Regions from separate parts of the Mus musculus genome. Here region 2 is linked to region 1. The links are chromatin loops, found by intact Hi-C in ENCODE. Cell type or tissue: heart. All regions are shown on one strand. Each heading gives the region's core, and the rest is flanking DNA. Links, peaks and the distances in the headings are about the cores only.

Region 1 (12,300 bases), core at 2,865-10,864:
AAACTGAGTTTGGGGAGGTATTACCAGCCCAATCCAGCCAGTGTCTATAATGACCAAGCTCCCAAATCTAGTCAGCCAGTGCCTCCTCCCCAGCCCCGTCTGCAGCAGCAGAACAGGTCCCTGACGGCCTCTGGAAAGCAAGGTGCTACCAGCAAGGGGACCACGCCCTTTCTCTGTTTTCAGAGGATCAGGAAGAAAAAGGGAAGAGGTGAAGGGCTATTTTTTAAATTATTCATCACTGGTGTGTGTGTGTGTGTGTGTGTGTGTGCCCCCTCATGTATGCACGCGCATGTGCACGAGCACATGTGTAAAATGCAGGTGTGCCCATGTCGAAGCACACACATGGAGGTCGAAGGACACTATTCGGGACTCAATTCTCTCCTTCCACCATCAGAAGGATTAAAATTCAGATATCAGACATGCCCAGCAGTGATTTTACCCAGTGAGCCATCTTGCTCAGCCTGAAGGGTTATTTTTTATGCATGTGCTTGGGAGATTGGGATTTTAGCTTCTAAGAAAGGGAAGCCAGTGCTTACCCCTGAACCCCACACTCCCCAGGGCAAGAGATCCAGTGAAAGGAAGCAGTTTGCAGGCACATGGACCACAAAGTCTTCCTAGATCCAAACTTCACAGCTGCACATCTCCAGATTCCTCCTACACCCCTCCCACTTCCGCACGCAGCCCATCCCCCTCTCCTCTGACATGTCCTCTCTCAGGAGGGCTAAGACCACAAGGGGATGTAGTGTATTTGGCCCAGTTCCTACTGGGCAGAGAAGGTAATTTCAGGCCCCAAGATGGCAACACTGAAATCAAAATCGCAGGACAGCTGGTTCCACAGGGCACCTTCATTTCCTCAGTCCTCCTGGGCAGCCAACACAGGGGGCTGGCTGCACAGTGATTTCCAAATTCCCCAGTTGCCCAGATCATGCCAAGAGGAGGGAGGGCACACCCATAGCGGGTGAGAAGTCGTCTGCCCATTCGTTCTGTGCAGGGCCAGTTAAGGCAACTAGAGACTTTAGTACTAAAGAAGACAGTTAATGCCTTAGAAATTCTAAATAAAAACATCACTGTGCCATAAGAAAGTATAGGCTCATGAAGTTCTGATTTTTCCCCCAATCTGATGATAATCTCAGCTTAAAAAAAAAAAAAAAAGCAGGGCTGGAGAGATGGCTCAGCGGTTAAGAGCACTGACTGCTCTTCCAGAGGTCCTGAGTTCAAACCCCAGCAACCACATGGTGGCTCACAACCATCTGTAATGAGATCTGGTGCCCTCTTCTGGTGTGTCTGAAGATAGCTATACTGTACTTACACATAATAAATAAATCTTAAAAAAAAAAAAAAAAAAAAAAAAAAAACCATAGCAAACTATTTTGTTCCCCTATTGAGCATGCTGAACTTGCCATGAAGCCAGTAGGAGGAAGCCATCCTGGAGCCACCAGAGAGATTGGGATCTTTCTCCTGGGACTTTTCAGGACTTGTATTACGGTCAGAGGTGGAAGGGTCTTCAAGCTGTCCAGGCTGATTGCTCTGCAGAACAGTGCACAGTGGCCGCCATGCGTTACAAGCTGGGGTTCCTTTGAGGTCTGCCCTGGCAAATTCAGGCCTCTCAGCTCCTGTGCTCTCACTCAGGCTTGCTGCCTCCCCACCGGGGAGCTACCCCCAGAAGGCCAGGGAATTGGCTAGGAGACCCTGGGAGGAGACTTTCTTCTGCTTTGGATCGCAGCCTCACCCTTCCTCTCACGTGCTCCCAGGGCTGGCAGAAAGGCCAGGGTGAGCAGTGGGGGAACCAGAGCTTCCCCACAGATGCTCCAGCAACCACTAAACAGCAACGAGAGCTGGTAAGACCGAAGTCAAGTCCTCTGCTACCAAGCCTGGTAATTTGATTTCAATCCTTGGGATCCACGTGGTAGAAGGTATACATGCATATACATGGATATGTATACAGGTATATGTGCATATACATGCATATGTATACAGGTATACATGCATATACATACAGATAAATAAATAAACAAAATATGCTAAACATTTCTAAAACAAACAAACAAACAAAATGAAGGAGCAAGCCTGGGGCAGGAGAAGGGCTCCAGATATTACCCCCAGCTTTTGATCATGAAGTTACCACCATTCCCGGTGTACTTCCCCAAGGACACCAAATAACTTCCCCAAGGCCATATGTGTCAGCAAACAACAGTCAGTATGAGAACCTGCCAGACTCAAAAGCACAAGGTCTCAGTCACACGGCACCCTTCTCAACCAACAGATATAAGCATGGAGATTCAAATACGAGCGGGGCACATGGCCACACCACCATGGACACCTCCACACTCACAGTGTGCATGTGTGTGTGTGGGTGTGTAGCATGGATCTCTCATGGGCGAGCTGCTAAGTTGTGCCAGCCACTGTACACAGTTGAAAATATAAACCTCACCACACCCTCCCAAAGTAAAAAATCACAACCCTCGATTCACAAAGGAGAAATTGGGGAAGAGTCAAGTCACCTAGGTCACCCTGCCGTGTGCCTCGGTGGCCTTTAGAAGTTAAAATGACCCCTCCCTTCCTGCTATAACTCTCTTGTAGGGACTTATCACAGATCAGGAGCTCCGTGCTTTTGTGCAAAAGTCCTGACACTAGCCAAATATTTACCAGCCTTCCAGAAGGCAGCAGAGCCGGAGACAGGGAATCAACCCAATGAGGTAAGGAGGGCCAAGCAGTTGCTAGATAAAGGCGGTACAGGCACAGGGGCAGAAAGCCACCACCCTGGAGAACTCGACAACTTCACTTTGGACAAAGAGGCAGTGAAGACAGCCCAGGAAGACACTCGAGAGGGCAGGGCGGGCAGCGGTGAAACAAACCAAGCCTTTCTAAGTATTAGCCTTCTCAGGCTGGACGTGCAGCTTAGCAGTTACGGGCCCCGGCTGTCCTTCCCAGCACCCACAAAGCATCTCACAATCATGTGGCCCTCCAGACACACCCTCTTCTGGCCTCCTCGGGCACCAGGCATGCATGTGATGCAGACATACATGTGGACAAAATACCTATGCACATAAGCAAAAAATAAAGCTTTCAAAGTTGCCAGGACTTGAAGGTAGAGGAGCAGAGAACTAGCTTCTCCACTATCACCCTTTATCATTCTTATCCTGCTAGGCAAAAATTGATCTTTAATCTTTAATAAGTTGAGATTTTATTTAAAAAAAAAACCTAGGAGGGTGAGGTTAATTATTCACAGGGTTGCAATTTACTTAAGAGCTGAGGGAACGAGTGTTTCCTCCCAGCAAGCAGTACCTGAATTCACACGGGTCTCCCTGGAGGTCTAGCTAAAATCTTTTCCCTCCTGTCAGCTTTCCACCTTGCCTTTAGCTGCTTCCTGAAGAAGGTTCCAGCACAAACAAGCCTGGCCATCCAGCCACATCCCCTTGAGAAGCCTGAAGGTGCCCATCTTCCAAGGATGGAATAGGGTGAGGTGCTGGGGCCAGGAAGGAGGAGTCTGCCAGGAGACACGGCAGAGCCGCAAAGTCCTCAAGTGAAGCATTTGCTTTTGCTAAATGCATTTGCTTATTTAAAAGCAGAAATCAGCTGCTAGAGGAGAGGCCAACCCAGCCTAATGCCTATCTCGGTCAATCTTCCTTCCTTCCTTCCTTCCTTCCTTCCTTCCTTCCTTCCTTCCTTCCTTCCAAAGGAGAGAAAAGAAAGGCAAAATTAAACAATTCACTTACCCTAAAGCAATGAAGGACCAAATCATTATCTAACTGAATCCCTAACAGCTGGCCACAGCCATGCCTGACTAGGAACTGCAGGTCCTGGATGCTAGGAGCTCCTGATTCCCAGTGACTTATGTCCCAGATTCCAAAGTTTGGCCCCTCCAGGGTGGGTGCCAAGCAGCCAGTCCGGCAAGCTTTTCTGCATCGCTCGGCTCCGGCTCACGTCTGTGGATGGTTTATGACTACACAATACTATGGAGATTTCCACTTCATTTACTTTTCGGGACTGATGTTGGGGGCTGGGACAACAGGATAAGCTGTTTTTTCCAGCCTGATTCTGCACCCCCAAAGAAAGCATTTTTCTTAATTAGGAACGAGGCTTCCAGAAGTGCCTTTTGTCCACTCCCTAAACAGTTGTCTCAAAATGGTCATCTATCAAGATGGTAGGAAATCTACACCCTGGTCAAAGAAACTCTTTTCTCCCATTCTTCAGGCACCAGTGTACTCCATCAACTAGAGCTAGCACAGACACAGCTCGGGCTATGATCCTTGCTGGGGCTCATCAGCCGGCCCGACACCACATTTCTGAGACTTCTCTCCACACCTGGCTCCCTCTCCTGTCCCTACTGCTACATGCCAGCAAGGGACAGGGACAGCAGCCCGAGTGTGATTTGCACAGGGACTACTTTGCACGTGGTTCACAAGCACGGGGAGCCGGGGGGGGGGGGAATACCTCTTATATGGTCTTTGTGCAACTTTGTACAAAGTGGTGGACCAACCTAGTTTCTCTGTCTCCAGCCTCCCAGCTTCTAGAAACCTCTCTCATTTCCTAATGCCAGGAAGAAGGGGGCAGGAGGTGCCCTATTGGTCAGCTTGCCCTTCATACACGGAGTTCAAGTCTGCTAAGTGCTCCTAGAACAGTCACACAACACAAAATGACAAAAGGGACCAAGGTCAGGAACTCGAGATTTCAGGGCTTTGTATGGAATTTTGTGTGGGGGTGGGGGTGGTAAGCAAAGTTTTAAGAGCAATAGAACTGGGGGGGGGGGCTTTTTCAGCATAAAACTTGATGGGGGTCAGTAATGGGTTATTAAAGAGGGCAAAAGACTGGTTAGAGAAGTGTCCACAGACTCCACTTAGGACCTGGAGTTGGGCTCCGCATCGAGGCCACCTCCCCAGGAGTAAGTCCAGAAACCAGGCTCTAGCTTCCCCACCCCCAAACTCAAGGTTGGCGCCATACAGCAAGGCAGGCCGGTACAGAAGAAAAACGTCCTTTCTCCCCCACCCCAGGACATTCAAGCACGTTGCGGTTTCTCTGCCGAAGCAAGAGATTCCCCCCAAAACCGCACAGACATCCCGCGGCGCACGCCTTTCCAGTCGCTTCTATCCCGATGGACATGGGAGGGGGGGGCCCAGCCGGAGCGCACGAGGACCAAGAAGGGGCGGGCTGCGGGCGGCGAGGAGAGTGAAGAAAATGCCGGTCCTGGGGACCGAGGACTGGGACTTTGTAGGCCAGTTGAACTGACACTCTCATCTTGCCCGCAAAGACCCAGCTCTCAGCTCCCGTCCGTCTTGGAGTTCCGGATGCCGTGCGTCCCCCGACGACGGGCTGCCCAGGGCATGAGTCCCGCCGCCCGCTCTTGGCTCGAGGACAGTTTCTCAAAGAAGCCACCTGCCCCTCCCGGCCTCGGCCCCGAGGGCTCCAAAACCAGCCCTCGAAGGTTTACACGACGCGCAGCGCACCCTGACCGAGAGGGCAGTCTTGGAGACGCCGGGAGTGAGCGCCCCCGGACGCCCCCCGCCTCATATCCACCCGAGCGCAAGGGCTGCACGCCGAGAAACTTCCCAGCGCCCACACTCCGTGCCCGCGAGGCCCAGCGGTGCGCTGCCCGGTTACCTGCGCTCAGCTCGGCGAGGCGGGACCGAGCCGCGGCGACGCAGGCTGCTTCCTCCCGCACCGCGGCCGCAGCCCGCGCCACGTACCCCAATGTTCCCGCAGCTTCGTGCGCTCCCGGCCGAGGGTCCCCGGCCTCTCGAGACCTGCTCCGGGACCTAGGGATCGCCGCAGGGCCCCCGCCGCGCCCCGGAAGACATGTGCGCTGCTGCGGGGTCCCCGGAAAGTTGCGGGGCTCCTCTCGCTTGCTCTCTCGGCGCTATCTGGCTCCACGTGCTGGTGACACATCAGGAAGGCTGCGCGCCCCGCGGCTCCCGGAGGACCCACACGGCCAGCGCCCGCCCAGCGCAGCCTCCTCGAGCCCAGCGGACCGCGCTCCGCCCCGGTCCGCCCTCCGCCCGCCCCTCACCGGCGCCGCCCCCGGCCGAGACGCCGGCTCACGCTCACAATCTGGGCGGAAAGACCCTGGAGTGGGTTGGGGTGTCCCTCTCCAGAATCGCCCGGGGCAGAGGATCTGAGCCACCCGACTAGACAGTCTCAAGTGCCTTCCACCCAGTCACGCAGCCCTTCCTGCCCCCCGAGCCTCAGTAATTTTCCCCTTTCCTCCTCTGACCGGTCCGATCCGCTGCCGGGGCTTTCTCCCGTGAAGACCGGCGCCGGGAGCCCCCTGCCGGCCACCCTGCTCTCGGGCCGCGCGACTGTCGCGGAGCAGCGCCCTGCAGCACCCTGCAGCGGGCCTCGATCACCCTACCCGCAACCTAGGTCAGACCTGCCATTGAGGGCTTCTTGGCAACCCCAATAGATGATATATTTAAAGTACCCAGTGTAGTTCCCAGGGAGAGAACCTCTTGAAAACCTGGGTTCCTTTAAGGGTGGGACTGAGATGCTGCGATACAGATGGGAGTAACCGAAAACTGTAGAGGTGAAAGCCTAACCCGCTACCGGTTTCTCTCTTACCTCTCTGCCGGCGTACAAAGGGTTAATTGGATGTGTACCATCCTTAGGCTTCTACCAAAATAAATCAGCGGAAGATTGATTCCAGGGGCCCTAGAGAAGCCCAAATAACCACCGAGACTGAGTTCCCTAACTATCTTCAGGTGGAATCTTGCAATCATTTACTTAAAATACCGTGACATTGGCTACGTTCCTATCTCCTCTTTCCTGGCCCCACTATCCAATGCACGCTTTAAATCCTGTGGCGGGGCTGAGCGCTTGTGACACTCAGATTCCCCGATTAGGACAGACAGATGCGCTGAGGCAGGTGCTCAAAAGACAACAGCTCTGAAAAAGCTTGAGGGCAGAAGGCTCCATGCCCTTAAAGGAGATGGGTGCAGGCTTCAGGCTTCTGTAATCCCTACTATTTCAGAGCCCGGGGCAGAAAGGAGGATGCCCTGGTGAGGATACCCTGGCGTGGCCCGTGATGCTGCCTTTTATTGATGTCTGACAGACCCTTTGGATCTGTGAGATTCAGGAGCCTAGAGGAGCCAGTGTCCTGGAGGGATAAAAGAACAGGGATGTAATGGGTTTACCCAGACACCGAATCCGGAGAAACCCTCCAGAGGTTAAGATTTGCTACTTGGCACCTCCTCCTGCTATCCCCTGCCCACATCAAAGGACATGGCTGGGGGAGGGGGGCTAATCCCATCAATGGAATCAAAGGTGGTCAAGAAAGGAAATTCTGCAAATTTGGGGTAGCCACAGGCAGGTTGCAAGGCCACATTACACTAGAGAAGGACGGTTACTAGGGCTCTGGCCTTCTCCTTACATGACAAATGCCTCCTCTCCGTCACTAGCTAGTCCATAAACAGACAGAATCCCTTGCTTCTTGGGGTGGCCCTGTAGGGAAGATGAGCACAGGCACTGGTCAAGCCAGACAGTGGGACTGGTCCTGCCTCCAGGGCCAGAAAGGGACCCAGCGAAAGGAAGGATTCCTGAAAGGTTGTCACAGTCTATTGGCTCCATCTTGCAAGGGCTCCTGATGCCCCAGCACATCCCAAGGCAAATGCTAATGTGGGCTACAGATAGGAAGGAGCATTTCCCAAACCTTGATAGGTTATTAAAAACAAAAAAACAAAAAAACAAAAAAAAAACACTTTAGAGTGTTAGTAAAAAAAACAGCAGCTAACAGTTTAAAATCTAATTGTTTTAAGTATTGCTGTCACCTGGTGTTCAGAGAGAACAAAGAGTTACAAAGAACCTATAGCCATGGGCAGCATGGGGTTCACACACCCCTCATATATAGCAGTTTACCTTGATGTCTTCTCTTAGCCCAGATAATTTTATGAGGGAGGAACACCAGGGAGGGGCCGTTTACTGCAGGAAACGTCCCTAGGATCACTAGGTTTGTCTACGGGTGGAACCTTCTTCACTCCCCACCGCCCACGAAGACGTCCACAGGTGATTCCCTCCCCGTGGGCTTCAGTTCCCACATTGGCAAGGTGAGAGGTATTCCCCTCTGTGACTTCTCCCAGCTTGCCCGGACCCAGCTGCGGAAAGGGGAAGGACATTAGCACTGACTGCTACTTGATTTTGATGACCTTTGTCTATACAATGTCACTGTTGACCTGGGCACAGGAGTCTCTGAATGACTTTCTGTGGGCAGAGTAAGTGTTTGGAAGGTCCCAACGTCCTTGGTTGAGGGCCAAGCCTTTGGCCAGAGTTCTACAAGCCTCTTTTTTTGCTCTGCCATTTAGGATAGATTTATTTATTTACTTATTTTAATGGCATTGGGAATGGAACCAAGGGTCTCACTCTGGGTAGGCAAGTACTCTAGCACTGAGCTGTATCTTCGACCCTTAAAACATTTTTTTGAGACAAGGGTCTAAGTAAATTCCGTAGGCTGGCTTTGAGTATCTTTCTGTAGCTCAGGTAGTCGTGAACATTTAATCTTCCTGCTTCAGCTTCCTGAGTAACTGGAATTTCAAGCCTGTGCCACTAGGTCTCCTGTAGGTCTGGTTTGATTGACGTCTTTATTAAGCCTCCTCCCCCAGCCCCTGTGTGTATGTGCACGCACGTGCGTGTGCATGTGTGTGTGTGTGTGTGTGGTGTGTCAGTCATTGTGACCTATTACTTTTTAGGAAGGGTATACAACTATGCAACTATGCACAAGACTATCCTCTATCAGAGCTACCTGGTCTAAATCTAGCTCACATTCAGTGATTTGGGGGTGGGGGGGACAGGGGAGGGAGGCTTTGCCCAATCCACACCAGCCCCCACTCTTCCCAAGCATAGGACAAGAAGAACCTGTGTCTGGGCCTCTGGGGAATGCAGCCTTTGACAGTGCGTTGGCATCTCCTCTTTGGATAGTGTGGCTGATTCTGGTGATTTGGGGAAACTACTACCTAGTTTTCCTGTTGGGAAGCCGGGTGTAGTGGCACACGCCTTTAATCCCAGCACTCAGGAGGCAGAGGCAGGCAGATTTCTGAGTTTGAGGCCAGCCTGGTCTACAAAGTGAGCTCCAGGACAGCCAGGGCTACACAAAGAAACCCTGTCTCAAAACAAACAAACAAACAAACAAACAAACAAACAAAGTGTTGTTTATTAGACTGATACAGTGCCTGCTGGGCTCTCAACTAGCAAAGGAATAGATGCAAAAGTCAAGGAACAGGAGAGCAAGCTTTTCTAAGACATTTCTGCTCATCTTGTGGAGGGCTAAATTTGGGGGCTGGAGAAGGAGCCCAGGAGGTAGGCTTGTCAAACAGGAATAAAAGATGGATCTCCAATTCCACATAAAATCAGCTGTGGTGTCCACAATCCTAGTACTCGAGAGGTGGAGACAAGGAAGGTCATGAGTTCAAGGTCAGCCTCAGGCTTAAGGATAGTTTGGGATACAGGAGTCTCTGACTCAAAAAACAAACCACAAAGGACTTTGGGTAACCTTGAACTAATTCTCTTCCCTTGTCATTTTGGAGGCTATGAAATGACCTGATAGGCTGGTGGCTTTAGATTAGCTTTGTCCTCAAGGATGGCCTTGGACCTTCAGAGACTGCTACTATAACCATCTATAAAGAATAATTATATCTTTACTCAAAAATATATTTGTCCTGTAGGTTGTGAGGGTTGTCCAAAAGGGGAAGAGAAGCGCCTCTGCCTCCTTACACAGATGTTAGAGTCCGGTACTTCAAGGTCAAAGACCAAAAGGATAAAGACAAGTGTGGCAGCAGACGCCTGGAACTAGGAACTGAAAGCTCCCACTGGTTGACAGACTCCCGAAAGATTCATCTATTTTGAGATAGTCAAGAAGCCAGGATAGATGGCTCAGTGGTTAAGAACACTGACTGCTCTTCCAGAGGGCCTGCATTCAATTCTCAGTAACCACATGGTGGCTTCCAATCATCTATAATGGGATCTGATGCCCTCTTCTGGGCAGATAGAACACTCATATACATAAAGTAAATATTTTTAAATAGGCAAACAGATGCAAAAACAACAACAACAATAACAAAACAAACTGGGGAGGAGAAGGAGGTTCATTGAGAGCTCAGGCCAGTTAGACCCCAAGTCGACAAAATAAACAATCAGTACAGAAGCAAAGAAAATGGCTAGTGTTTATACAGTGGTGACTGGAAAGGGGACTAAAAGAGACTTCTGAAGTATCTGCTGAAAATCTCTGAATGGGCAGGGATCCCATGAAACTCAACATTCACCTGATTTGATTAGTTTAGGAATCTGGATTTCTTTGTACAATGAAAGATTCGAGAAGATGTCTCTCCAGGGCCAAGAGATTGGAGTAAAACTCACAGCAGGAGGCTTAAGAGGTACAGTTGCTAAATTCTGCTTTTTAGTCAAATAGTATTCTCTCACAGGAAGGAAGAGGGCTGGCAGTAAACTGGGTTGCTTTAAGTTTCCTGGAGATCGAGCTGCCCACAAACTATTATGGCTGTGCTGTGGCTCACACTGCAGTACAAACACTGGTTTGTTCTAGATCCTGACTGTGACACTCAGAGAGAGGACTGGAAGAGAAGCCTGCAGCTCTGGTCCTGCCATCAAGGAGGATTTTGACTGGTTTTAGGGGGTGGGAGTCATATAATTCTTACTATGGGCTCACAGTGGCTAAACCTGGTGGGACAGCGGGCAATCATAAAGAGGTTGTGGAGTCCTTGAGGTCCCTAGCTTATAGCTCTCAGGCAGGAACTGAGACTCTCAGGCCACAAAGCATTTGGAAAAGCCTTTTTCCTTTCCTTCTTTGACAGGGTCTCATGTAGTTAAGGGTGACCTTGAACTTGTGATATCCCTGCTGCTATCTCTGCAGAGCTAGGGTTACAGGTCTGCACCATTGTGCTGGGTTTAGGGGGCCCTAGAGATCAAATCCAGGGCTTTGTGCATTCTAGGCAAGTGCTCTACCAACTGAGTTCCCTCCCCAGCCCTGGGAAGCATTAATTAGCTTTGGAGTTTAGCAAGTGAAGCAATGGGAGCCCAGAGTCTATAAGGGATTCGTGCAGGTGACACCATAAACTCAGCAAAGCTCTGTCCGTGCCCTCCAGTACCCCCAGCCTGGTTAGACACAGCTAGCTTGCAGGGTAATTGCAAGAACTCTGTTCTCCACCTTGCTTTAGCTCTCCTCTGATCTCACAGACCTAGGCCCTGGGATCCATGCTTGACTCCTGCCTCTGGCTCTTCACCTTTTGGGAAGTTCACACTTCCCCAGTGTCTGTATGTTAACCCTTTCTGTACCTTGAACCTCTTCTGCTGCCTTTGTTTTGTCTCCTGGCCCTCACTCCTTTGGCGGCAGAATTCTCTGTGCCAGCTACTACAGAAAAGAGGAGCCCCACCTAGGGGTGCTTTCTCACCAGGAATGCACAGGGAGGGGCTGGAGTCAAGGCTGTATCCGAGAGTACAAGGCTCCTGTCCCCATCCTACCCCTAATGTCTAGACCTTCAGGCCATGGTATTGTCAGAGACAAATCCTCTTTGTATGTAGTAACAATTTTATGATGGCACGGACACCTTCCAAAGCCAAGTGTTTCTCCTTCAGGTATTGGGCTCTTACAATAAATATCTATATATACTCAGCTCACCCCGTGATCATCTAAGCAACAATACCTGGGGAGTGAAATATACTTTAAATTGGGGAGGGGTGGTGGGATGGGGGGGGGGGGAGTGACAGAGGGAGGAGCCACAGTAACAGAAGTATGAGTTAGAAATGAAGAGGTGGAGTTCTATTCATGAAATCAGAGTGATATGTTAAGTGTTACAACTGAAAATTACAGAATCTGGCATAAAACTCAAGGTTTTACTCTTGCGCTTGGGAGTCAGAAGTGGATGGACAGTTCAAAGGCAGCCCGGTCTACATAGGGAGCACCAGGATGGTTAAAGCTACATTGCCATGTGGTTAGACACTGTCTCCAAAACAAAAACATCCATCCAAACAAACAAACAAGAAAACAACGAAAAATTGCTACCCTTTAGTATAGTTTTGAAGAGAGAAGCTAGTTGGTGGTAAGCCAACCTCAGTAATCCCGGCAGGACACAGGAGACCATATCCTAAAACAACAAAAAAATGGGATCAGGAATCTGAAGCACTGGACGTCCTGTCACATGATATCTGGCTGTTTACCTTACAAAAGACTTGGAAGTGTCACAAATATGTGGGTCCTGATATAAAACGTCAAGGCTGTGAAAGGTGTGGGCGCCTGGGGGAGGGGAGGACAGTTGGCTGAGCAGGGGAAAGCGGCGACACGCACGCACGTTGTAGGGAAGGAAAGTT
Region 2 (12,300 bases), core at 2,384-10,383, 56 kb before region 1:
TTGCAAGCTTCCACACTCGGATGCTGGAACCTGAAGGAACCTGAACTCAGGTCCTCTACAAGAGCTGCACTCACTCGTAACTGCTGAGCCATCTCTCTGGCCCTCTTTACCCATTTCTAAAACTTGTTCGTTCATATGACTTTGTAGGAAGGATTCTTGATATATTCTAGGTACTTCTTTCACGTGCTACAAATACTTCTCTAAAGAAGGCTGGGTGACAGAAGATATGAGTAGAGTCAGTCAAAGAACTGGGGCATACAGCCAGGAGGTGGTGGAGTACACCTTTAATCCCAGCACATAGGAGGCAGAGCCAGGCAGATCTCTGTGAGTTTGAGGCCAGCCTGGTCTACAGAATAAGTTCCAGAATATCTAAGGCTAGACAGTGAAACTTGTTTAGAAAATAAAAACCAACCAACCAACCAACAAACAAAAGAGCTGGGAAATACAGACAGCCGAAGCAGGGAGTCGGGAAGATAGGCAATGAGTGAGATTCGGCCAAGTATATACCGGAAGCTCCCGGGAGAGCAAGAAGGGGAGAGGGTCAAACTGCAGTCAGGTTTTTAATGCAGACTATGAGCTCAGTGTGCAAGGTGCTTACAGCCCAACAGCCTGTTAGGCGGTACAAAGGGCAAAGGTCTGTGGGAGTGTGTTCTGGCTCACACAGTCCTGCTTGTCGAGTGGAGTGGCTCAGGGTCATGTTGCAATACTGCTAGGTGACCCAAATCAGCCCTGCGGGGCAGAGGGAGGAGGAGGCACTAAGTAAACAGCCACTCCTGCCACTTGAGGTAGCTTGTTTCTGGCTCTCCACATGCCAGTTAGAGCCTCAAGGGGTCTGTAATTGAAGGCACTTGAGCCTGTAATCCTGAGTCTCTGCTCCCAGACTTGGCTGGACTGTGGGCAATGACACTACCTCTGGAGTGCTTCATCAGGAGGCCTGGCATGAGGTGGGGAGGCAGGCTCTGGGCTGCTGGGCAGGGAATGGGCAGATGGTGGAGACAGAAAAAAGAGCAGTACTGGTTATCTCACCTTCTTCTTGCCCGGGACACCGGGGCCAGCATCATGCACACCACCATAAGGCAGAAGGGATGAGAACAAGGCAGATCACTCCGGGACTGGAGGTGACAATCCCACTTTAGGATGTGAATAAAATGTTATATATATATAAATGTCCTCACTATAGCATCATTCAGACAGTCTTAACTTACACATGTATTTATTTGGGGTGTTTGGGTGTGGCACATGCCACAGCTCTCCTGTGATGGTCAGAGGACAAACTAGAAGAGACAGCTCTCTCCTTCCACCATGTGGGTTCCAGGAATCAAATTCAGGCTGTTAGGCTTAGCAACAACCATCTTTACCTATGAGCTATCTTGTAGAGCCACCCTTCAGGTAATTTTAAGAGCTATCTAATGGTGGAGGGCTTATTTAATTATGTGCATTTGTAAAATGGGATGTCTTAGAGATACATGAAACCTGGTGGAGACAGTTTACTGTTCACATACTGCTGTGTTCCTTTCCTATCTTAGTTAGGGTTTCCATTGCTGAGAAGAGACATCATGACCAAGTCAACTCTTATAAGGAACAACATTTAATTAGGGCTGGCTTACAGGTTCAAAGGTTCAGTCCATTATCATCATGGCACAAAGCATGGCTGCACAGATAGACATGGTATTGGAGGAGCAGAGTGTTCTACATCTGGATCCAAAGGCAGTCGGGAGAAGACTGACTTCCAGGCAGATAGGAGAAGGGTCTTGAAGCCCACCCCCACAGTGACACACGCTCTCCAACAAGGCCATACCCGCTGCAACATGCTCACACCTCCTAATAGTGCCACTCCCTGGGCCAAGCATATTCAAATTACCACATTCTAATCCCTGGCCCCCATGAGCTTGTTCAAACGCATGAGTATGCCATAGCATAATGCAAAATTCATTTATTCCAACTTCAAAAGTCCCATAGTATATAACAGTCTCAACAATGTTAGAAGTCCAAAGTTCAACATCTCTTCTGAGACTCATCTAATCACTTAACTGTAATTCCGTATAAAATCAAAATAAAAAAGCAGATCACATACCCTCCAATATTACAGGATATACATTATCATTTCAAAATGTCATAGAGAAGAATACTGAACCAAAGCAAGACCAAAAATCAGCCGGGCAAATTCCAAACTCCTTGTCTCCATGTCTGATGTCAAAGTGCTCTTCAGATCTCCAACTCCTTCCATCCTTGTTGACTGCTGTTGGCAGATCTGGCATTCAACGACAACAAACTTTGTTCTCTTGGGCTGGCTCCACTCCCTGTTATCAGCTTTTCCCAACAGGAATCCCACAGCTCTGGCATCTCTAACATCTTGGGGTATCCAAGACAACTTCAACTTCACAGCTCCTTGTTACGATGTCTGGGATCAACACATGATCTTCTGGGCAAATCCAAAGGGCTTGGGTCACTTCTCCAACTCTGCCCTCTGTAGTATTTCAAGGCCAAAGTAGACCTTGGAGCACTACAGAGGGCAGCTCCACTCTACTGCTGCTGCTATTCTTGGTGATCATCCCATGGTACTGGCATCTCTAGTTCACTGGGGTCTTCTGCTGCAACTAGGCTTTATCAATAGCCTCTCATAGGCTTTTTTCATGGTGTCAAGCCCTTCAATCCTGGGCCATCAACTGCAACTGAAGCTGCACCTTCACCAATGGTCTTCCCTGGACTCTCACTGTTCCAAGCCTCAGCTGCTCTCCATGACCCCTTCATACTGTCAAAACCAGTTCCACTTGGATGATTTTACATGTCAAATCCTGCTTGGTGTAAGGGATGGAATGAAATGGTCTCTGCCCCTGGAACAGAGCCAGCAAGGCATGGGCCTCCACCAATGTTGATGGTCATTGCTATTGGCATAAGACTTGTGGTATGATAATACATATTTTCATGTTCCTCCTTCTAGGAATGTCCTCTCTGACAAGGCAAATGACTCCATGATAATCAGAGACAGCACAAGTCCAGGAGTCGAGGGTATGGCTAATGTCTCAACAAAATGGTAAATGCTGAGACCTTCAGGACAGCCCTCAAGGCTGTGGGAAAGAACTCTAAAAACATGAGTTCAAAAATATATAACTTTTCAACTATGCAAAATATAAGGATGGAATATGAATTGTATAAGGAGATTCACAGATCTAAAAGAGTGCAGAGGCAGCTGCTTTGTCAACCAGCTTGTCAGAAAGATACAAAGGCAAACATACAAAGGCAGACAGATTCCTGAGCTCAAGGTCAGCCTGGGACAGAGCTAATTTAGGTCCAGGTTTGTTTGGAATGGTAACCTCAGGACAGGATCCCATCCAGCTAAGTTTACAAAGGCAGGCAGATCTCTGAATTCTTTTTGCAATGTTAAAAAATATATATATACTTGCTGTCCTTTTCCTAAGTGTCAAGGTTAACTCCTTGGAATACTTTCTAAAAGGATTTCTGATCTTGATTGGAAATCCCAAGACTTATTTAGCTAACACAGCTCTTTTAGTTTTCTAGGAGCTATCCAGAGAGAAAGCTGACTGAAGAGAAAACACAGCTCTTTTAGAATGTTTTCTGGTTTTCTGATTTTGATGAGAAAAACCAAGATTACTTTTAGAATTTTCTGACTGAGTTGGAAAAACCAAGAAATTTTATAGCAGCTTTTCTGACTTTGGTTGGAAAATCCATGAGCTATCCAGAGAGCTTTTAGGAACTTTTTCTAGCAAGAGAGAGCTGTCTCTGTAGACTACAGAGCCCTGAGCTATCTAAATAGACCTGTCCAGGGGGCCATCTCAAGCAGAACACAGGCCATCAGCTTGGACCCATGGTTTGACTTGGAGTTATTTGTTTTGTTGCTCCCAGACACCTCTTCTCTCAGGAACTCCTTTCCAAGCTGAGGCTAGTCCCTGGTACGCACATCTTTCCAAGTTCAGCTGCAGCATGAGGTACAACCTTGGCTATCTCTGGAACACAGCTTCTTTGTGCTCTCAGAAAACACTTCTCAGATTTTATTTCAGTTATGCTGGTCTCTTAATCACTGCTAATTTCTTAGTTCAGTTAACTAGCATCAGTTGTCCCAGTAGTTCCTTTTATTCTCTACTCTAAGCTAGAGCTACTGGGCCAAAGCTGCTGAGTTCTGCTGCTTGTTGAGTCTGGAACATTCTCCCCCAACTCTCTCCCCACCCTACCCACACCTTGTTCTATTACATCATCTCCAGCTTTGTATTTTCCAACTCCTTCATGCCTAAGTGTAGCTGTCCTGGAACTTGCTCTGTAGACTGACTTGAACCCAGAGATCTGTATGCCTGTCTCCTGAGTGCTGAGATTAAAGGCTTACACCACTATGCCTGGACTTTAGCTTTTTTCCCCCTGGAACTTGCTTTGCATCAGGCTAGCCTTGAACTCAGAGATCTGCTTGCCTCTGTCTCCTAAGATTAAAAGTATGTACCACCATGCCTAGACCTAAGCTTTTAAAAAAGATCTTAAGTTGAAAAACAAGAATAGCCATCATAATCTGTCCCTTCTCAACTTGACACACAATCATATCTCATGTCCAAATGAAAATAATAATCAGGCCATCATAATATCTAACATGATATAAATCTCCCTCATACAACTGCAAATTATTGAGTTTAGCTGGGTGGGATCTTGCTCTAAGATCCTCACTCCCTTAATTCCATTTAATATTCTTGAACACAGGATTTAGCTTCACTCCACTTCCTGATGCCCCTTTACTCTTTGAGCCATACATTTTGTATTTTTCCTTTCTAAGATTTCTGTGCTTGATCAAAATGTTCTTCATGAGAGTAAACCAGAAAGGAAAATCTGTGCTGGGTTTTTTATTTAAAAAAATATTTATTTATTTATTTATTTATTTATGCATGTACATTTATTTATGCATGTACATTTATTTATGCATGTACACTGTAGCTGTACAGATGTTTGTGAGCCATCATGTGGTTGCTGGGAATTGAATTCAGGACCTCTGCTCACTCTGGCCCCACGCGCTCCAGTTGGCCCTCCTTGCTCCTACCCAAAGATTTATTATTATATCTAAGTACACTGTAGCTGTCTTCAGACACACCAGAAAAGGGTGTCATATTTCATTACAGATGGTTGTGAGCCACCATGTGGGACCTTCGGAAGAGCGGTCAGTGATCTTAACCACTGTGCTGGGCTTTTCTTGAGACATCCTTTGTCAACGCAATTAATATAAATTCTCTTTAGCTTCAGGCAGACTCTCTAGACAAGGGCAAAAGGCAGCAACATTCTTCACCAAAACATCATAAGAATGATCTCCAAATTTCAAATTACCCTCAGCACCAATGTCTTCCATGTTCCTACTAGGTTAACCCATTAAGTCCCACTTTAAAAAGAAAAGAAAAGAAGAGAAAAGAGAGAAGAGAAGAGAAGAGAAGAGAAAAAATAAAAGAAAAGAAAAGAAAAGAAAAGAAAAGAAAAGAAAAGAAAAGAGAAAAAAGCATTTTGTGGCTTTTCAAATCCAAAGTCCCAAAGTCCACATTCCTCTAAACCAAAAATATGGTCAGGCCTATTACTGCAATACCCCGGTCCCTGGTACCAACTTCTGTCTTAGGATCTCCATTGCTGAGAAGAGACATCATGATCAAGGCAACTTTCATAAGGGACAACATTTAATTGGAGCTGATTTACAGATTCAATCCATTATCATCATGGCAGGAAGTATGGCAGTGTCCAGGCAGTCGTGGTGTTGGAGAAGGAGCCAGGAGTCATACATCTTGATCTGAAGGAGTCAGGAGAAGACTGGCTTCCAGGCAGATAGGAGGAGGGTCTCAAAACCCACAAAGTGACACACTTCCTCCAATGAGGCCACACCTACTCCAATAAGGCCCCACCTCCTAATAGTGCCACTCCCTGGGCCAAGCATATTCAAACCACCACATTCCCTAAATGTAATACCCACCCACTTTATACACACACACACACACACACACACACACACACACACACACAAATGCACTTTAGTAAGATGACCCTCTCAAGCTAGTTATATGATGGGCACCTGTAATCGCAATACTTGGGAGGCAGAGGCAGGAAAATTGAGAGTTTGAAGCCAGCCTAAACTATGTAATAAGATTCTACACCACCCCCCAAAGAAGCCAGGTGACACAGCTGTAGTTCCAGTACCTGGGGAGAACAGAAGTGAGGCAGGAGGTTCAAGGGCAGCCCCAACTACGTAGTAAACCCTAGTCTTTTTAATTCTATTAATCTGTTCATTAGTAGAAAATACCATCAAATGCTTTTAATCTATATATGTCTATTACTTTAAGTTACATAGAGGAAAAATAACCATAACTAAATTATGTGTAGTTAAAGACATCTTAATATTATCATCCAGACACTTTCTGTGTGTGTGTGTGTGTGTGTGTGTGTGTGTGTGTATGTGTGTGCACATGTGTGGAGGCCAGAGGTCAGTGCTGGGTGTCCTCTTCAATTCCTCCATTTTATTCCTTGAGACAGTGCCTCTTACTGATGCTAGAGATTGTCAGTTTGCAGCTAGAGGGGCTGACAGTGATGTATAGAAAGTATTTACAGACAATGTTTCTAATCTGGAAATAATGAGCCTTATGGGGACCAGACACCTGGATTCTCATGGTTCCCTCTGAGAGTTTCTTTCCTCCATGTCAACAAAAGGAGCTGGTCCTTTTGTTCCCTTAACAGGAGAGAAAGCCCCAGCATGTACAGGATAACCAGGGTGTCTCCAGGGACAAACTGGCCACCGATCTGCAGCCTACATGGAAATTCCCCTTGAACCATGAGGAAGAGATTTCTTAATACAAACAAAACATCCTCATGACTAAAAGGCTCCAGACCCCACCAACAATGTGGTCAAATGCCTGCTCTTGTCTCTGCCCTTCCAATTAAGACTTGCCCCTGAGAGCATTCTCAGTTGGATTTGCTCCCTGCACATCTGCCCTCCGACAGTCACCTCTACCATCAGCCTAAGCTAGTGTTTGTGTCCTGGGTCAGGGGTCAGAATTTGCAAGAGGAAACCCACCCATGTATTCTTTTGTGTTTTCTCAGTTATTTGAATTAAAATCATTGTTACTATTGTTGGGGGACACACTAAGAATATGTGGGTACAGAAACACAGATGCCCAGCACACGTGTGGAGGTCAGAGGACAACTCTCAGGAGTTGCTTCTTTCCTTCCACTGTGGTAACCAGGGAAGGAGCACAGGTGGTCAGGTGTGTACAGCGAGCGCTTCATCTACTGAGCCGCCTTACCAGACACTAGGCTTAGAAGGTCCTTCCCTACCTGGGGAATTTAGCAAGTATTTTTTAAATTGTCAGCTGATTCTATTGTATTTGGACTTCTTCCTCATAGAGACACGGAGGGAAACTTTGCTTTTTTTTTTTTTTCCTACCACCCCCGGTCTTTTGGCTGCCTTGTAAAGTGCAGTAACATAAGACAGATGCACAAAGAGAAAGCAATCCGGTTACACGTATACTCAATAAGAGACCTGCAGAAACAATGACTCAAAGAACTAGCTGGGGGGACTGAAGTTTGAGGTGCTATCCATTCGTGAAAGGGATAGGGGTTAGTGGATGGTCAGGGACGTGGAGACAGGTGTAGGAAGGGACAATGGAAGGCCTTCTGGTGAATAATATTGTCCCATTAAGCAAATAGAAGTGTCCTGTGATGAGATTCGGGTAAGTTTATTACTGAAAATTCCCTTTACTAACATGAGTTTCCCCTACACGAAGGCAAATGAAGGCTTTCTTTTGGATGGAGGAGGAGAAAAAGAGCTTTCTGACTCTGTTCTTGGTTTCTTTTAGTTAAAAAAACAGTCACTATGCCAGAGGGGCATATTTGGAGTGACATTTTCTGAATCCCTTTAAGGGACCTGATAATTTAAAAAATTAAGCCAAATAAGTGAACAGTGTCATGTTAGTAAATGGTGAATGATAATCAGGGGAGGAGGAGGAGGAGGAGGAGGAGGAGGAGGAGGGAGCGGAGGATCCGTCCACACAGGAAGCATTAAGACATCCACAGAGGTGCAGCTGCTGGACACATGGCTCTGTTTGGGACATCCTGCTCTGTGTCCTGCCTTACAGAATGGATCCAGGCCAGGCGGCTTTCTTTGGTGAAGTGTTGGCTTACCCTGAAGGCCAGCTCTCCTCCGTCCACCTCAATCTCCCAGGAGCTCACTTAGATGGAAGAGAGATGAGCTTGTCCCACTGTTTCTGCACCTACATCCTCTTCTAGACCGCTGTTCCGGATCTCTTCTAGGTCTGTTCATGTCTCTATTGTAGCTCCCTCCTCTGAGAAATTTGCCCCACCTCCACCCTACCCCAATGTTACTGTGACTGAATGAGCCCTGTTGTGTTATTGATCTGAAGCTTCGCTTTATTGGATTTTGAAATTGCTTACCTAAACACCTGCCTTGACTGGTGACCCTAATCACAGCACCTAAAAGAGTTCAGCCTGCTCCCAGGAACCCTGAGTTTTCTGCAGCCAGCCATCTACAGAGATACCCTGGGCAGCTTGCTGATTCTTCTCTGACATTCAGAGGCTAAAGGCTCAGCGCTTGTTGGCTGCCTCCTCTTGACAGGCTCCACCTTTTCTATAGAATTTTAACTGGTCTCTCAACACAAGTCTGCGATACAGTATCTCACACCCAGGGCCACCCAGGGCCACCCAGGGCCACCCAGGGCCACCCAGGGCCACCCAGGGCCACCCAGGCAAGAACAAGATCTTTCAGTGTGACACAGAGGTTGCCTCAGAACCCTGGCAGTGTGAGCTGCTCATCAGGGTGGATAGCATTGTCATCATAGGTATCAGGGTTTGGGGAGTTGAGAGATGAAGCAATGGACAGAAATGGTGTGTGTGTGTATGTGTGTATGTACACATACATGCATGTATGCATTCAAAGCCTCCTCATGTCAGAGACCTTGGCCTCTCTGGCCTGCCAGATTGTGGTTATGATGTGAGAGCTTCATCTGGTGACCTCAGGGAGGTTCATGCAAGTGGCAGGATGTGGGGGATAGGTTTCTGCACACTGTAGCTCTGAGGGACATGCCGGTTGCCACTTTGGCCTTTAATATGTTGCCTTTATTTATTTATTTTTCCAAGACAGGGTTTTTCTGTGTGGCTCTGGCTGTCCTGGAACTCACTCTGTAGATCAGGCTGTCCTTGAATTCACAGATATCTGCTTGCCTTTGCTTCCCTAATGCTGAGTTTAAAATCATGAGACTAGTCCATAATACCACCTAGTCTCTAGACACTGGTTTTCTGATCTCCTCCTCCTCTCTTCTTCCTCCTCCATCATCATATCAGCCCTGGAATTTATAGCTTCACACATGCTGAATGAATGTTTTACCACTGAGTTAGAGCCACAACCTGCTTTTCACTTTAGATTTTGAGACAGGCTCTCACAAAGTCACCCAGGAGTGGCCTGAAAGTCACTCTGCAGCCCAGGCAGGCCTTGAACTTTCCATACTCCTGCCTTGGCCTCCAGAAGAGCTGGGGTTGGAGGTGAGTCCCACCAGGCCTGGCCAGCCTGCTTTCTGAATCAGCATGTCTGCACCTAGCACATCTCCCAGCTCCCAGAGGCTAGAAGCTAACACCGCCCAGAGCGCCCCACTCCCCATCTCACCATCTCCTCACCATCCTCAGGTCCTCAGAACAGACCATCATGTAGATTGTTGTCCACTGATGCTCAGAGGTTCTTACTTATAATCTACCTAGACAATCTGTGTATATGGTCACTCTGGCAACTCCCCCTCTATTGTGAGACATTGGGGTGGATTCTCTGCATAGTGTGTTTCTGGGGCGAGTGAGGTTCTGTACTTGATTTCTGTGCCTTAAACCCATGAGGATCAAGAAAGAGGAAAATAGGAAGTGAAGAGAGACAAAGGTCCTGGAGGAGCAGATGTGGGAAAGGAATCCTGCCTGCAGCCGACATCTGCTTCCCTCGTTTTCAGTCCTAGCCACAAGCTGGGCTGATGGAGGACTCTGACTAGCTCTTGGGACCACAGTCAGATGCCACAGAGCTGAGCCCTTCTTAGCCTCTTGCCAAGAGCATCTGTGGGTGAGCTTGTATCATGTGCTCTATGCCTGGCAGTGTCTGGTGTCCAGTGGTGCCAGCTGTTATGAACGACTGGCTCCTTGTCATGCCCCTCATCACCCCAGGGAACACAGGCACTTGCCTATCATCTCTGAAACAAAGCTATGACACTTATTTGTCATTCCTAGATGACACTTTCAGAGCCAACCTATGACTCATTACCCTCTTTCCTTCCACTAACATGTCCAGTCACACTCCAGATAAAGACTACTTCCTTCACCTGGGTCCCAGGACATCTAGGGCAGAGCCTCCAGCTGCAATGTGCAGGGGCTGACAGCAGGAATAGCAGCAGGCCTTCTACCTGAAGCCACTGCAACTGGGACTGTGCCCTTACTGAAGTCTTGCCTGCCCTAGCCTCACCAATTGACACTAGCTTGAAGGTAGAGGTTGTTTCCCTTCCAAACATCAGTGGATCCCAGGTTAATTTCCATTTGTAGCAATTGTCTACTATTCTTCCAGAAAAATTATTGAACTATGCCAAGTTTATAAAAGCTCTCACTTGTACCACAGCCCAAACAATACTTGGTATGCTCAGCCCTCTGAACCTATACATGTGTGAAATGGACCCCATTGGGGAAGGCTCCAAGTAAGCCCTGCCCACCTAAGAAATTCTTCCCTAATTTATACCCATCTTTGGGTACTGTATTGGGTTTTACTGCCATGAACAGACACCGTGACCATGGCAAGTCTTATAAAGGACAAAATTTAATTGTGGCTGGCTTACAGGTTCAGAGGTTCAGTCCAGTACCATCAAGGTGGGAGTATGACAGCATCCAGGCAGGCATGGTGCAAGCCTACATCTTCATCTGAAGGCTGCTAATAGAAGACTTCCAAGCAGCTAGGATGAGAGTCTTAAGCCCACGCCCACAGTGTCACACCTACTCCAACAAGGCCACACCTCCTAATAGTGCCACTCCCTGGGCCAAGCATATTCAAACCATCACAGGTACTATTCCGTGGCATTCATTGATTCCCTTTACAAAACTGCTGATCTGGGGCCCAGTGGGAAAACCCAGTGTGACCAGGGCCTTTCTGCCAAGCCTGACAGGCTGAGTTCAAACTCTGGGACCCACATGGTGGAAGGAGAGCATCGACTCCTGGGAGCCATCCTGTGACCTGCACACATGCATGCCTTGACACACATCGCACACACACCCATGTGCACACATACACAAATGTAATTTTTAAACTCACACCTCTGACACGTCTCTAATCACGAGGACTCGTTTCTTTGTTCATTTTGGGCTTTAATCCCATCTCTGGAAACGGCTTCTTCAGGCTGACGATTATTCTGAAAGCAGAAGCAAAACAAGAACCGAGTGGTTCCGCCACTGTGCCTGCCCAGCTCGCTGCACGTGCTTAAATTCCATGCGTGTGAAGCACAAAACAAGACAAAACTGGACTACACTCAGGGATAGATTCTTAGTGGGCAAAACCAGAAAGACAGGCAAGGAAGTAGGAGGCTGAGGAAGCTAGGGATTCGCCTCTCAGCTCCCACATGGCAGCTCAAACTGTCTTTAAGTCCAGTCCCAAGAGATCCAATGCTCTCTTATGGTCTCTGTTGGTACTGCACACATGTGGTGCAGAGATATACATTCAGGCAAAACACCCATACACATAAAATGGAAATAAATAAGATAAAGAAATGACTGGTATTAAGACCAGCCATGGGCAGGGATGACCAGGCAGAGGCAGATGGCTAGATCTTACTCTTTCTCTTCCTTGATGTTTATGGATGGGAGGGGGGGTTGCTTTATGCTAACTCACAAAGATGTGGCTTTCCTCTTTCCTCTTTGTGTGTCCATGCTATATTTTAAAAAGAAATTTTAAAATGTTATTCTAGGAATTGAGGGGATAGCTAGTTGGTAAAGAGTGTGTTATATAGGTTTACTGGAGACTAGCCAGGAATGGGGGAGAGCCCTGTCTTAAAACACACAAACACACACACACACACACACACACACACACACACACACTTCATTTTATGTTGGTCTGCATCACATTGTGAGAGTCTTCTACTTGCTCCCTGTGGCTATACCTAACCCATCATCAAAATGTGTCAAATATATCTATCCATCCCGTTCCTGGGGGTCACCAGGTTGCTTTTAGCTTGGGGATTGTGTGGACGGTGAGGCCATGGGCGAGCACTGGGTCCTCATCTACACAGCATTTCTAGGGGATACGCAATG

Evidence for each region. Peaks named below come from ENCODE experiments on the same cell type or tissue, not always from the same donor. Only the 100,000 strongest peaks of a DNase experiment are listed, where the experiment ranks them.
Region 2: it touches region 1 in a loop (1.8-fold over the local background); 6 of 42 quality-filtered maps call a loop at or near these places.

Annotation. Positions count from the first base shown.
Region 1 is chr11:79,704,928-79,717,227 of GRCm38, reverse strand. It overlaps Mir193a (microRNA 193a), which reads right to left and starts at 5,259; the gene lies at 5,194-5,259. It overlaps Gm11205 (a long non-coding RNA gene), which reads right to left. Exons shown (of 2, transcript XR_880034.1): 2 at 12,214-12,300. In heart, for the core only: CTCF peaks have their summits at 6,271 (motif pointing left) and 9,958 (motif pointing left); DNase peaks (open chromatin) are centred at 5,297 and 6,077; H3K4me3 peaks cover 2,108 bases; H3K27ac peaks cover 1,723 bases; H3K27me3 peaks cover 4,075 bases.
Region 2 is chr11:79,760,071-79,772,370 of GRCm38, reverse strand. The region is part of intron 2 of 9130204K15Rik (a long non-coding RNA gene); the gene reads left to right. Among named protein-coding and RNA genes, the nearest start is that of 9130204K15Rik, 30 kb to the left of the region's middle. In heart, for the core only: no CTCF peak of the experiment used is centred there; no DNase peak of the experiment used is centred there; H3K27ac peaks cover 454 bases; H3K27me3 peaks cover 252 bases.